Linked DNA regions of Mus musculus: regions 1 and 2 are each linked to region 3. A link is a loop called in an ENCODE intact Hi-C map of the cell type or tissue named here. Cell type or tissue: heart. All regions are shown on one strand.

Region 1 (5,000 bases), 140 kb after region 3:
AAGACAGGCAGAGGAGAGGTGGGCGGTAGAGAGCTCAGAGTGTGGGATTGGGTGCAGCACAGGGCCAGAAGAAGAGAAACTCAAGCCCACTGAATCCAGCTCACGGAGGCTGGGATAAAGTCATCAGGGGAGGCAAGAGGATGGAGGTCTGGAAGTAGAACCAAGGCAGGCAGATCAGGACTTAGTTTTTAATAAGGCCAGGACATCGGATGCCCTGGAACTGGACTTACAGATGGTTGTGAGCTGCCATGCGGGTGCTGGGAGCTGAGCTTCTGCACGATCAGCCAGTGTTCTTCTTCATCACGGAGCCATCTCTCCATCCTCATTAGTAAGCATTCTTAGCCAGCCTCGTAGATAATGATTTTAAGAGGTTTTGAAGGAACAGGCAAGGAACTATGTCGTGTGTGTGTGTGTGTGTGTGTGTGTGTGTGTGTGTGTGTGTGTGGTGGGGCTTTGGGTCTCAGAGACATGCAGACATTATAGAACTCCTCAGAGAGACTGGGCTTAAAAGACATTTTCAATCTCAAAAGAATTTCCGACAATCTCCGTATGTTCCTTTGACTGGAGGGTTTGTAGCCCATGGCTGTCTGTTTAGAGGTAAAGATAGCTTGCTGGCTGTGAGAGGGATCAGGTGAGGTCAGAGCAGCAAAGTCTGCATTCTGGATGAATTCCAAGTATGTGGATTGGAGAAGAGCCACCATGTGACTGGCCTTCCAAAAGTGAGCCTGGCTTCCATACAGCACCTGCTTTTGCTTCTCAGCAGTCTCCCAGCAGGCTGTCCCCACTGCCTGTGACAAGAGTCCCATCCATCCAGGGTGCTTTATCCATGGCAAACCTGTCCCTGCTGGTGTGTGTGTGCAGGGTTGAAACCATGCCCACGACCCACAGGTGAGGTATACATTGTTGTAACTTTCCACGGAACACAACCTTTGGGATGGTTGTTTAAAGGACGGAGGCTTTCCAGACCCTGAGGAAGGCTGGCCTATGGTGAGGTATCTCCTTGAGAACAAAGACTCTCAGATCCTGACCAATGGGTGGGTCATCTCTGGAGTGCTGTGCTCTTTGTGTGGACTGTGTGCACAGCCATTCTGTTTTAGGGAGCCCAGTGGGGAAAATTCAAGGAAAGGAAAGGACACCCCTCCCATGCGCCTATTCTTCTTAGACAACAAAAGACAGATAATTATCTAACGCGTTTCTCAACATGAACAAAACAGAGAAGTGACCTTTCTGTCTGTGCCTGTTGACGGCAGTGACCCCAGCCGCAGCAGCCAGGGGACAGTCACCGGAGCAGGAGCTCAGCTGTAGCTCCCCGCCCGGCCTGTCACAAACGCCGTAAATTTTAACAGGCAGCCAGACCTGCATGGTTCACAGTCACCCCTAGGGAGTGATAAATGCTCCTGCTGGTAGACTTATATAAACTGAGACGCAATGATCTTTTTAAAAGGATATTCCCTGTGCTCAATAAACCTGAGTGTTGTAAGGCTGAAGGGTGGCTAGCCTAAGGAGGAAAATAAACCAATCTGGCAAGAAAAAGCAATCATTTGGAGTGCTGGTAGAGTAACCTAAATGGACAGGTACTGAATTCAGCGATTTAAAACTCACATGCTTGCTAGCTGAAAACCCCCACTTCTGGCTTCATGCCGTTTATAAAATGCACTCTGTGGGTGAGAAAGGGCAGTGACGGCAGGAGTGTGACTCACGTATAGTATATGCATTCGTGAAAATTTCAGTAAAAAACGGCAGCAACCTTTACAGTGTTCAGTGACAGAGAGCTTTGTTCAGACACACCTGCTGTCACCTGATAACAGCAAAGAAATGCCACTCAGTGCAGAGGACATCCTGACGACAAGTGAAAACTTATAGGAGATTTTAGGAAGTAACATTTTGAGCTTGAATCAAAATACCAACAATACCTGATTGTTTTGTTACTTAATAAGTGGCAGATACAACCAAAGAGGACAATGAGGCTGGATCAGGGGAAGAGATTCCACCTGCTCTGTCTAGACCCCTGCCCACCGTTTGCTCACAGAGGCCTCCCTTCCCAGTGGCCTTGCTCTGCTCCTCCACCACCCACCACCCAGGAAGGTCTTGGCCTCTAAGCACTTGCCTGTATAGAGTGCTGGCAGGGAGCGATACTGCTGTTTATGGCAAAATACAGGTGGAAAACATGGCTAGGACATTTTATCAGGGGAAAGATGTATAATGAGTACCTGAAGTAAGAACAGGAGTTTTTATATGGTAAAGTTTAAAGAAAAAAGTTTATTTTTCACCTTCTGCCCCACCACATGTGTGCAGGTGCCTGTAGAGGCCAGAAGGGGGCGCTGGAGCTGGAATTACAAGTGGTTGTGAGTCACCTGACACAGGTGCTAGGAACTGAACTCAGGTCCTCTGGAAGAGTAAGTAGCAAGCATTGTTAACAATGAAGCATTTCTAGCCCCTGTGAATCTTAAAAACGAATGTTACTGTAATGTCTGCCCACTTGAGCGGGGCCAGCGCTGCTGTGTGGTAGACTACTGCTTGGAATCGCCATTCAATCCTATGTCCTGCTGCACCTGGGCCATCCCAGTTAGCACCAGTTGTCTGAGGATAATAATAAGAATGATTATTAGTTGTGATCAAACCATTTTGTTCAGAGGGCTTAGAGGTGAGGAAGAGCTGAAGAGGTTAGTGAGACCTGAGGTCCTTGGCAGGGCAGATCTCCCTGCTCCTATCACTAAAAGTCCAACTAAGTGATTAAAAACAGTGCCTTCAGTCTTAACTAATTATTGCATGCTAGTTATCATGGCTGGTTATTACACACAGCTTAGCCCTTTAGGGGAGGGAACTGTGCTATTTGGGTACTAAATTAAGCCTTGTTTCTTGGCACCAATCAACATGGGCAACACTCCTTCGGTAGAAGGGAGAGACTAGGAGTTAGACAGACTCCCCAGAAGGCAGACACACAGACAAGGGACCAGGCTAGGTAATAAAGACAGTAAACTTCCAAGATGACTGCTTCTTCCTCAGCCTCCTGACTTGAAAGAAAACCTGGTATCTTAAAACAAGAGCCTGGTGAGATTTGTCTCCCACCAGCAGGCTACCCGGTGATGGACTGGCACGATAAGTTCAAGGCTGGATCAGAACATGTTACAAACCCGTTGGGGGGCCACTCCGTCACCCTATCCTTCTTCAAACTGACCAGCCCTGAACTAGAGGAGGGAACTCTGCAGACTTAGAACTCCAGCTCTCAGGAGAGACGGGCTTTCCAGCTTCTGCTACGCAGAGGGCATTTGTCTCTGTGTGTCTGACATGTGTATGTTTCCTCACCCCCAATAAACATACTTTTTTTTTTCAACTATTGATTTCAATGATTGATTTCTCCACTGCTGTACGTTACACTCGAGACAGAGAACGCAAGTGTTCTCTATCCTTCTCCTCGGGGGTCCTTTTCCTAACTTGATGTAGTGCTCATGGATGCTGGAAGAAGCTCTAGGGCTGCCACTCCCACAGAATGCATTATAAGTAAAATTTGGCCACTGTAACTCTAAAGAACCAAACATCTAGAAATGAATAAATCTACACATGCCTTTCTACTTACTGCAGGCAAAACTCAACGTCCTTTTGTAAGTCCACCCAGACACATCTCATCAAAAGTTGATGAGTGTGTGTTACCATGCGTTATATTAAAGCAAGATTTTTCCAAAGCCTTGGGCGAATCCTTGGAAGGTCTTGAAGAGATTTTCCTCTAATCTTTATGTGAAACCTAAGAAAACACAGAATGAAGGGGAGCAGCTTGCCTGTTCTGAGTTTTCTAGAATCATCAAATGTATTCTTTGTCCATAGACATATATTGCTGGTATTTAAAAACAAAACAAAACAAACAAACAAACAAACAAAAAACCAAAAAACAACTCTTCAACATGGTTAGAAGTATAGCATTGTAACTTGTCCGCCTGGATTTAAACCCTGGTTCTTGACACATAGCCACGTAAGGCCCTCATCTACAAGAAAGACAAAGGTGCCTGTCTTATCCACAGTGGCACTGTAGGAAATCACACAGAATCGCTTGGAAAAATCCTTGGCCTCACCATACTTATCTAGACTAACCATTATTACTCTACTCTTTCTGAGAGTAAAAGATATGGCATAGTGTGAATCATCTATTTTTTAGTCGGCATGTGTTAGGTATATATCATAGTAATATTAGCACTGGGAAAATAAGTCAGGTTTTAATCAAGAAGGCTTTGTGAAATTTGAGTTGTGTAAGATTCCGCATTCTGTCCAAATCATTTAATTCCCATGACCTCCTTTGGGAAGTTCAATGTTGCTGCAGATATTCTAAACACCAAGCTGACCCTTCCTACCTCGGGCAGCCAGGCAGAGACTGCAGCACCCTCTTGTCGCCTTGCAGCTGGACTGAGAGCCTCCTCCCCTTACAACTCCTGAAAATATGTTTGCTCTCAGTGTCTAAAGGCATGGCATGAAGGGGACTTGAGACACTTCCAGTGGCGAATAGACCACATGACTGCTCCCAGCAAGACTTAAGAGAGAAAGATATCTTACGAGAAAGAGAAGAAATATGTTCAAGTGCCGATGGAAAGGCCGCTTCCGCCTCCCCCACCCCTGCAAATTCCAAATTCAAGTTTGCACTTCAATGTCTTCGGCTTGTTTCTTGTCAAGTTCAACATATTTTAAGTCAGATAATACCAACTGTGATATTTCTTATTTATTTATATGTTTCTTGGCATGCCTCTAAAAGAAAGGAAACATGTTCCACAAAACGCAAAGAAGAGAACGTGTACTGCTTTCTGTCTCATGGAAGCTTTTAGGAGAAGTTTCTTGTATTTCATTTGTAGGGTTGGAAATGAGAATGGATCTGTCTGCTGAGGAACATGCAGTCATTCGTTAACTCAGTCAGCCCACGGGCCTGCTACTGAGTGCCACTCAGAGGCCTGGGCTGTGCACAGAACAACACCCCCATTACAGTCTATAACCTTACACAGACCACTGCTAATAGTCAC
Region 2 (5,000 bases), 120 kb after region 3:
CTGTCTGCAGCCCGGTAAGTTTTCCTTAACGGTATGATGGCTAGATGTCCTTGTTCTTCTGCCCTAGATGAGTGGCCCTGTGACAGCGACTGTAAGTATTACATAGCCACTGGTTAAAAGGGGCAACTCTCCTTCTAGTTATCCACTTTCCCTAAAATACCAACATATAGATAAAATGTCTATTGTTATGAAAATGATTCACAGAGAGACTGAATGACATCTCTGTGGCCTTGCATCACTTGCTCAGCCAGGAGCTGACGCTGATAATTATGTTTTGAATAATGCTCAACAGATAAACATCATTAGCTTCAGAACAGTTGTTTCTGAATAAGCCTAAGTTTGCATGCCTGTAAGTACACGTCACAAAATGCCGCATGAGCTATTTATTCTAAAATGAAAGTTAGATGCCTATAAGGCTAGCTAGTAGTATTTTAAAGGGGTAGAGACACTGGCCAATTACACAGGAATGCTTGGTCTAATGTATGTTCAAATTTAAATTATTTTAAAGCATTGTGTTGACCAAAGAAAATATGTACATCTATTGGCCGCATTTGGCCTTTGTATGAATGATGTATTATCCTTGCTCCTAGATAACTAGCAACCAGGCCCCTTTGTTTATGCATATGTAATTTGGGAATTTAATGAGAATCTAGTATTGGAGAGGCAGTGCCATATTGCACAGACTAGCACCATACTGCAAGCTGGTTGAATAATTAAGACAGACTGAGTTTGAATCTGGTTTCAACTCAATAACTGGGTCATCAGAGAAATTACTGATTTTCTCTGTGTCTCAGTGCTAACCTACAACACGGGAGGGCGATACCTGCCTGATGGGATTTTCACACAGCCAAACTGCTTGGGAATGCATCTGGCATGCAGTAAGAGCTACGTGAGTGAGTGCCCTCATGATAATTATTTAATTCAGTGACACAGAGAGTGAGGTCATTTCTAGATTCATATGGTGGAAAACTGGAAACCTTCTAGACTTTGGATAAATTATGTTACTCTCCTCCACTAGAGCTTTGATTTGTCTAATAAATTAAAAATGAGAACTTGGCATGAACTCTTTGCTTCATCAAAGTCCAGGTAGGTCGCTCCCTCTGGGGAAGCACCATGAGAGCGGGATAACTATTAATCACAGTATTTCAGTCTTGGTTGAGCACATCTTATTTCATTTAGAAGTGGGTGGTGGAAAATCTCTTCTACACTGTATGCGCCTCGGTTTCACTTCCAGCAGGTGTGTGGTCGGCAGTGACAGGCCGTGAGGGTGGGAAGCTGCGGCTTGACTTGCTGCAAGAGGGTCGGTGGCTGGGACTGAGCATCAGGCTCCCGGGAAAAGAACCAAATGACTTGAGCCGGGTTTAATGTAGAGCATTCCGGAGGGCACAGATGACATGCAGAAAGTAAGTCGAAGCCCAGGAGCCTTGATGAGCTGGAAGATCTAAGGCCGGGAAGCAGACGGGACGTTTGGTCTGAATAGGTGCTGGAACTGGTAGACTCACGTTTATTAACAAATGAAACTTTACCTCTGCGTAGGCACTACTGGGAAGCTGACATCTGGCCAGCTCGTTCCAAGATGCATTCCATATGGATTAAATATTGTTGGCTTGACACTAACTTCCAGATCAAAGGACAATTCTAAAAATAGCCCTTATTTAAAGCCGATGCTTGATGAATAAACAGAGTAGGCAAGAAGTCCCCGGCTTATTTGATAGCATATTGTCTCAGCTCAGAAACCCATTTCCTGCCAAGGCCCTCAAGGCCAAGAGGCACAGAGCATCCATCCTCGGGAAGGTGAAGGACTGAGCTGTGCCAGCACTTCTCCTGGCGAGATAGCCAGACGGGTGCGCAGTCTGGCTTTGTTCCTGTGATCCAGCACATGTGTCTGCCGCAGCTGCTGGGGGGGGCGAGGGGGGGGGGGGAAGGAAGACGGCAGGCAGGCTTGGGAACAATGGTCTAGGAGGGCAGCCAAGAGGAAGGAATGGCACCTGGCCATCAGTGCAAATCACACAACCTGATCTCCAAACCACGGACCTCCACACACTCCCTTCTCAGATGTGGACAAGAGCCATGTCTTCCCCACGTTAGTTGTTCAAGGGCTTGCTGTGGATTTCTGGCACAATTCCAAAGGCAAGGAGTTGAAAAGAAGAGACTGACACTCCAGCGACCGTGTTCTTTAGCCCAACTGTTGTGATCTGTGCTCTAGGTTCATATTTTATCTTTAGCCTGACCTCGTGAGGCAGATAATGTTACCTCCCTCCCTTTATAGATACAAGCATGGGGGAAACGGCTCTAGGTCATAGGGTGGCAGAGTCTGTGGGGTTCCCAATGACAGGCGTTCTGCATGTCTTGATGTCATGCAGGGACAGAAGGCGAGAACACATCTAAAAAACAGAGAGAGAGGCCGAGGACAACCAGCACCAGGACTGTATCTCAGGGCTGGAATTCTGGCCTTGACACTTAAAACCTGCCAAGACCCAGCAGAACTCACATGCTACCAACCTGTTCCACCAGCCCAGGTATTGCCACCCACATGGGGCATGTTGTCTGGGTCCTCCTTGCCATGTTTGGGGTCACTCACGTCTTCATTACTGTCTCTTTCGATTGTTATCTGAAAGGAAGAGTTGAAACACGATCACTCTCCTGTGAGCACCAGGTGCTGCATGATGGATAAAGCTCTTTCTCCAAGTCCTGAGGGGTGGAGCCCTCAGCTCGTGAGAGGCTGGGTCTGGGAAAAGCTTCATCACATTCAACATCCATTTGGTTGGGAAGGAAAATTAATTTGAAAAGAAGAGAAAAGAAAGGAGCAGGGGCTGAGCTGTGTTCAGCTTTAGAGTTCTGGTGCACAAGTGCTCTGAGCACTCTCCTGGATCTCTTCAACCCTTCCATCTCCACGGCCACTAAGGCTGCACCCTCACCAATTCTGGCCTTTCACAGTGCCAAGCCTCAGCTGCCCCCCGCCAGGACTCCTTATGCCTACAAAACTAGAACCACCTGGGAGACTTGTCCACATGCCCCAGTTTAGTTGCCAGTATGAAATTCAGCCAGCCTTACCCTCCCCTCCTCTCAGGACCACAGCTTCTGTGTGCTGACCCTGGGGACAGCCCAGGAGGCTTCACCTCACTAAATCTGAGCCCTAGTTCTGAGTCCCAGTGCCCAGCATCAACCATCCCAGTAAAGGTTTCATGTCAGTGGCGCAGGTCTCATATTGATCACAGCTGATTCTTCAGCACCAGCTGACCAGACCCTGCAGATTCTCAATTCAAAGTCCATCCCATGAATGGACTGGTAAGAGTCTTGGGGATTCACAAGTTTCCCTCAGAAATCCACAAGCAAGGCCTTCATGGTCTGCACTGCTCAGCATCCTTTTTTCAAGTTCTGATACCAGCTTATTAAGCTTGGCACTCAATGGCTATTCCAGCCCAAAGTTCCAAACTCATTCCACAATCCTGCCCAAACCAGCGCTGTCAGGTCTGTCACCGCAACACCTACAACGCTGCTGCCAATATCTGCTCTGGTTATGCTTCTGGTGCTGTGACAACATGAAAAAGGCAATGTGGGGAGGAAAGGCCTATTTTCAGGTCACACTCCATCAATGAAGGAATCCAAGGCAGGGACTCAAAGCAGGAACCTGGAGGCAGGAACTGAAGCATAGGCCATGAGGTTGCTGCTTACTGGCTTGTTCCCCATGACTTACTAGCTCAGCCTGCTTTCTCAGACCATCCAGGACCCTGGAGTGGCACTAACTCCAGAGGACCAGGCCCTTCCACATCAATCATGAATTAAGAAAATGCTCAACAGAATTGCCCACAGGCCAATCTGAGAGAGGCGTTTTCTCAATTAATGTTCCTCTCCCCAGATAACACTAGCTTGTATCAGTTTGAAAAAACAAAAACAAAACACAGACAGAACACACACAACCAGGAGAAGGGAGACTGAAGGCCTGAGGAAGATATTTAACCTTTCTTTGTCTCCTCCCTCCCTCTGACCCCCCCCCACCAACACACACATGTACACACATGTGCACAAGTGTGTGCTAGTTCTAACACTGGTCCAAGCAAGCACAGGTCTAGTGGAAGAGCTTCTTGAACACTGGTTTTCACTTTGGACTGTGTGTGTCCTTTCTGGTCTGTTGTTTATTTTAAATAAAGAACTTTGAGAGATGCAGGAGAAACTAATTCCCATGTGAGGAGTGGCCTCACTTTGGTCCACATTAGCTCTCTCCTGTAAGACACTGTACAGCCCAGCCAGTCTGCTAGGAGACTTTTGAGAACTAAGTACTAAAAAGATGATGAGGCAAAAGAGGAGGCCTGTCTAATAACCTCCTGACAAACCCCAGGGTCATGCTTTTGATATTCCGAGGACATTTATAATGGCTATCCGAGAGGCAGAAAACAGGCTAATTGCTTTGGTCCGAAAGGAACAAGTTTTGTCAGGCCATCTGCAGAGAAGTGCCTCTGCTCACACGGCCCAAACGACCCCCATACCAACCACAAATGAGACATTTCAAAATAGACGAGATCTTGACAGAAACATGGCGCAAACCCTGATTTATTTCACAGAAATGCATACTGTGACATTCCAGACATATTTAATTAGAAGCATGGCACCTGGGGAGTTCATCTAATTTCGGATCATCTGGCCAGTGGTCTCGCTCACAGACACACTTCTGCAGGCGGGGCAGACGGAGGCATGCCAAGGGGCACTGCTATTCAGAAAGCAGATAAGCGCCTGCCTTCTTTCCTGAAAGTCCTGAGGTGCGACCTTTGAGAACTGGGCTCATCTACCAAAAGCTCAAGAAAGTCGCTCTAATGAGTAAAATAGACACTGCTGAGTTCATACAAGGGGATGGACATGTCCCCTGAGTCAGAGAAGAGTCCCCCATAATTTTTGGCATAACTTGCTACATGTGCTAAACCCCTTGGCATATTCCTCACAGCAGATGGACTTTAATTCCTATTAGGGAAGTGTGATATAATCCTAAGAACCATTATCCTCCT
Region 3 (5,000 bases):
AAGCTGAGGCCTGGTTTCTCCTCGAAGGTTGATGGTTTGCTTTTGTTTTGCTTTTTTGTTTGTTTGCTTGTTTTGTTTGTTTGTTTGTTTGTTTTGTTTTGAAACAGGGTTTCTCTTGTGTCCAGGAGTTTGCTTTGTAGACGAGGCTGGCCTCAAACTCTGAGATCTGCCTGGCAAGTACTGAGATTAAAGGTGTGAACCACCATTGCCCAGCAAGCTTGGTAGTTTCAAGGGTCCTTATGAGGGGATCTTCCTCCTTCAGTTTAGGGTTGGTCAGTTAGAACACAGACTTGGAGGCTAATATGCCCATAGGTTTGGGGTAAACACACCGTGTGGTCTGGCCTTGAACTTGTCAGGCAGTTCCACAGACCGGAGACCCCTATTGGTGGGAGGAAACGCCTCTCAGGCCTTTGTCTCAGGTCAGAAGGGTGATACTTTTGTGATTCGGTGACATGATGCAGTAGGAGGGGTGCCTTAGCGGGCCCATGCTGAGGCACCCCTGCCACCCTGGTATCATCCCGTCAGGGTCTAGTATGAAATGACGTTTATTTGGGAAGGGTTTGTGGGGAAGGGAATTGAGGCAGAGAAAGAAAGGGGACAGAGAAGGACAGGAGAGGAGAGGGAAACAGGGGAAGAAACCCCCCCCCCCCCACACACACACACATACACGCTGCTGCAAGGAACATGGAGGTGGGAGGATGGGGGTGGGGGAGGAGGAGGAGGGGAGAGAGATGATGGGAGTAGAGAGAAAAGACAGGGAGTGAGGGGGGAAGAGGAAGGAAGGGAGGAGAGGGAGAGGGAGGGGAGGGAGGGAGACAGAGAAACCAGAACAGTTTTTTATAGGTGAGCCAGGCTGTTGCTAGGCAACTGTAGGGCGGAGCCTAGAAGAAATGTTAACCCAGGGTAGGGAAGAAGCCCGCCATCTTGGAAGCCGATGTGCTTTATTAGCGAGTTATGGACACTCTCCCTCTCTGTCTGTCTCGGGGAATCTGCCTGACTCCTGATCCCTCATTTCCACACCCAGGAGCCCCAACAGCCTTGCAGGCAGTGGCTTGCCAACCTTCCTTGCTAAGCTTGTCTACCTTTCTGACATATAAAGCACAGCTTCTCTCATCTCTTCCTTTGCTTTTGTTTCTTTGGATACTGATCCGAATCCTAAACCTGATTGCTCGTTCTAACCCTGAGGACGTTCTCACTCTCAGCCTGCGCTACTGGACTTGCCTGCTTTCTTGGCCCTGAACTTGACGACTCAAAACTCGATCCTCTTAGCCATCCCCCCCCTGTCAGCAGCTGCCAAGCTGCAGTTTGTCTTCTGAAAGGTCAAGCAGAAGGAAAGACAAAGGACAAGTGACTTCAGACAGATGAGCTCTTTCTTATGGTGTAAAACCTGCAGTAGGGGTGGGGGGAGGGAGAGATGGGGGGTTGCTTGTTATAATCTCTCAGATCTTGCAAGCCACTTATAAACTGGGGTAGTTAGAGGGATGTGTGTGTGTGTGTGTGTTGTGTGTGTGTGGTTTCCCCTTTTGACTGGGGACTGACTTTGCTGGCAGTGACCAAAGGAAGATGAGTAGTGAGTGGAAGAATATCAGGTAACTGATCTGCTACCATCAGGGGTCTGCTGCCGCTGGCAGTGTTAGGAAAGCTAATGTGGAATGCTAACCACTAGAAATCTTCACCATTTAATGGAATGAAGGAACTTATCAAAGTGTCTGGGGCAAGCTTAACTCCTGCTCTGTTATTCTTTCGAAATCTACTAAAATAGCTCTCCGCGGGGTATTGCTGGGCAGTGGTGGTGTATGCCTGATAATCCCACCACTCAGGAGGCAGAGGTAGGTGGGTCTTTGTGAGCCAGCCCGGTTTATAGAGTTAGTTCCAGGACAGCCAGGGCTACACAAAGAGAAACCCTTTATGGGTGTAGGGGTGTGGGGAGTAGGTGGGAGACAACCTCCAAAACAACAACAACAACAACAACAACAACAAACAACAACAACAACAACAAAGACAAGGTATCACTATATAGCCTTGGTTAAGCTGGAACTTGATATGTAGACCAGCCTGGCTTTGAACTCACAGACATCCACCTGTCTCTACGTCCCCAGTGCTGGGATTTAAGGTGAGGCCACCACACCTGACCTGAATACTTTTACAAATGAGACCGAGACTCCACTGAAAGAAACTCCAGGTCCCTCCTAACACTCAGAGGAGGTGGCAGGGGGAGGGGTGAACTCTGCTGCCTCCAAACCCTGGCTTTTTCTTTCTTTGAAATTTTAAAAAAATTTTCTTCATCTGTATGTATGTCTGGTGACATAGTATCTGGTGACATAGGAAGAGGGTGTCATCCTCTGGGACCAACATCACAGAACCACTGTGTGGGTGCTGGGAATTAAACCCAGGTCTTTTGCAAGAACAGTCAGTGCTCTTAATTGCTAAGCCATCTCTCCATTCCCCTTTTCCTTTTTAAATGATAGATTATAATGTGCTCAACTGGATGTTAGGAGGCCCCTGTCTGAGGATGGGAGGTGGACCTGATATGGTGAGGTTTTTTTCTGCCCAGAGTTCCAGTCCCTGTATGGACCTCTTGTGATGTTGGACTTTGGCAAACTGAATGACAGTTCCTCACTGGAGCTGTGCGGAGCCTGCTAGGCAGTCTAAAAGGAGCACAAACCAGAGTCCACCTTAGTCACCTTTCTAGGCAGTACAGGAAGAGGGGACTGTCACATGAAATATGCCTGTTCTAGCTTGGCACGGAAGCATCAGAAGTCACTTCAGGGTTTCTTAGGACAAAGACATCCTGTTCTGGGACTTAAATAGACGAATCTAGCGTTTAAGTGTGCAGTCGCCTTCAGAGGGCCACTTGCGAGGGATGTTTATGCGGATGTGACTGCAGGAGAATCCACCGCCTTTGGAAAGCCATGCTCTGGAGGCCTCTTGAGAGTGGGACTCAAGTGCACTTGTCCCGTGGGTAAGGCACTTGACACAGGTGACTCATTTGTTCTCAGAGCAGCCCCGCTAGCCAGGCAGTAGTCACCCCCACCCCACCCCCAGTGTGCAGACAGAAAGAGCTTCAGTCAGGACAGTGCAGAGAGGCAGGGCTGGTCCACGCTCTCTCTGTCATGCCAGAAGATCTTGTTCCCACTCAAGGCTTCCTGCCATTCCAGGGCTCAGGAGTCAGCTTCCTTGGGACGTTGATCCAAATTAAATCGCATAAATCTTGCCCTGTGACCATGAAGTTCAGCTTTTCCCTGTCATCATCTCGCCACAACCTGACAGTCTCTGAAGTAACCTGGGTCAATGTTGCCATGGTAACCTCATGACTTCTGAGGAGAGATTTGATGAATACGGCCCCAGGCTTATTCCCTTTGGCTTCTCAGGCTATGTCCAGAGGTTCTGTAGCAAAAGAGAGAAGGGGGAAATGTATAAAATTCATTTCTTGAGACCTCAAGCAACAGGGACATTTAATTTAGAAGCCACCTAGCTTGGTCCCCAGTACAGCTAAGTATATTGGAGATGAATTTGTTTAGTTTGTTTTTGAGACGGGGGGGGGGGGTCTTAATGTAGGCCAGGCTGAATTTGGATTTGCTGTGCAGCTAAGGATAACCTTGAATTTCTAATCCTCCTGTCTCCGCCTCCCAAATGCTGGGATTTCATGTGTGTACACCACACAGTTTTATAGTGGGCTGGTGATCGAACCCAGGGCATTTGTGCATGCCCCCGGGAGCATCCTGTCAACCTGACTGAGGGACAGCCCCAGCCCTGGGCACGAGACCCTGCTGCCTCAACGCCTGTTTCCTCTGCCCTTGGAGTCTCCTGCATTTTGTCTTCCTGGACTTGCTTAGACCAGGGGCAGCCTTGCTCATGACCCCTCCACTCTACGCTGAGCTGTTGGAAGCTATGGCTGCCGCCCCACCAGGTCCCAATGCTCCCATGGGAGATGTGGCCTGGCTGACCTGAGTTGAAATCATTCCAGGTTGGAAGGAGCCGTGTGTGCTCTTAGACCTGGCTTGGCACAAGCTGCGGCCTTCAAACCCTTCGTTCAAAGGAAAACCAATGCCTCCCCTATTTCAAAATTAGCTTGGAGTAATAAGAAAGCTGAACTGGGAACCTGAGAATTGATTGAAATCTTGGCCCTGCTGCTTTCTAGTTGGAGATTTGGGGTAAGTCTTTAACCTGTGTTGAAACCTGAGTATTTGGTTGTAAATACCACAAGCAACTTAAGGCATATTAAGAGAGAGAAACGAAAACACATAGAGCGTATTCATGAAGAAAAACAAAGGAGAGAGTTTTTGTGTTATTGAAAAATGTGTAATGAGTAAGTTTAATTATCACGAAGGCTCAAGATATGGCTTTAAATTGTGAGTGCTACCAATCCAGAAAGCCCTTTTTTGGGGGGGAGGGGCTCTTCATGGTCAAAACCTGGTAAAGATAACTCCACACTGGATGTCCCTACTTATAGACTAGGGAGGGTCTGAAAGTCTTCCTGGTTTGGGCTCTCTCCTATGCTCTACTTCCTCCTCCCTGGACTTCCAGTCTGCAAGGCCTGATGGGAATGTTTTTCCCAGGAAGAGTTGCACTGCTATCTGATGACTGTAAGGCCAGCCCCAGGTCCTTCAGAGTCCAGGAGGAGGAAGCCCAGGCTGCAGGCCTTTCCTCACCTCCAGGCTGACTGTACCCTTCCTGTCTCTGTCACCGCATGTGACAATCTTACCTCACCTGCCTCAGGGCAACCTATGGGCTCTCTAAAGACACCGGCACCTCTTTCATTCTGATACCAAGATCCCTGGCACATAGTAAGTGCTCAAGAAACCCAACTGAGTTATAAATTTGGCTGTAGGACAGGATGTCAAACTGCCAGGTGTTACTTCAGGCCCGAGTCTCTGCTTCAGTGGAACTTGTTCCAAGTGTACGGAAGTAGTTTTGGCTGAATAGTTATTAATATTGTAAAAGAAAAACAACCAAAAAGCACAACTCAGATTGGCAGGGGAGTCACTGGTGTGCTGTGA

Evidence for each region. Peaks named below come from ENCODE experiments on the same cell type or tissue, not always from the same donor. Only the 100,000 strongest peaks of a DNase experiment are listed, where the experiment ranks them.
Region 1: it touches region 3 in a loop (10-fold over the local background); 2 of 42 quality-filtered maps call a loop at or near these places.
Region 2: a loop joins it to region 3, with 2.4 times the contacts of the local background. A loop is called at or near these places in 2 of 42 quality-filtered maps.

Annotation. Positions count from the first base shown.
Region 1 is chr14:79,136,775-79,141,774 of GRCm38, reverse strand. The region is part of intron 37 of Vwa8 (von Willebrand factor A domain containing 8); the gene reads right to left. Among named protein-coding and RNA genes, the nearest start is that of Gm30970, 4.1 kb to the right of the region's middle. In heart, CTCF peaks have their summits at 1,379 and 2,312 (motif pointing right); DNase peaks (open chromatin) are centred at 754 and 1,164; H3K27ac peaks cover 488 bases.
Region 2 is chr14:79,154,683-79,159,682 of GRCm38, reverse strand. Vwa8 (von Willebrand factor A domain containing 8) reads right to left here. Exons shown (of 45, transcript NM_027906.1): 38 at 2,503-2,611. Among named protein-coding and RNA genes, the nearest start is that of Gm30970, 22 kb to the right of the region's middle. In heart, no CTCF peak of the experiment used is centred here; a DNase peak (open chromatin) is centred at 1,902; H3K27ac peaks cover 505 bases.
Region 3 is chr14:79,272,072-79,277,071 of GRCm38, reverse strand. No RefSeq gene overlaps it. Among named protein-coding and RNA genes, the nearest start is that of Rgcc, 27 kb to the left of the region's middle. In heart, no CTCF peak of the experiment used is centred here; DNase peaks (open chromatin) are centred at 2,861, 3,901 and 4,571; H3K27ac peaks cover 359 bases.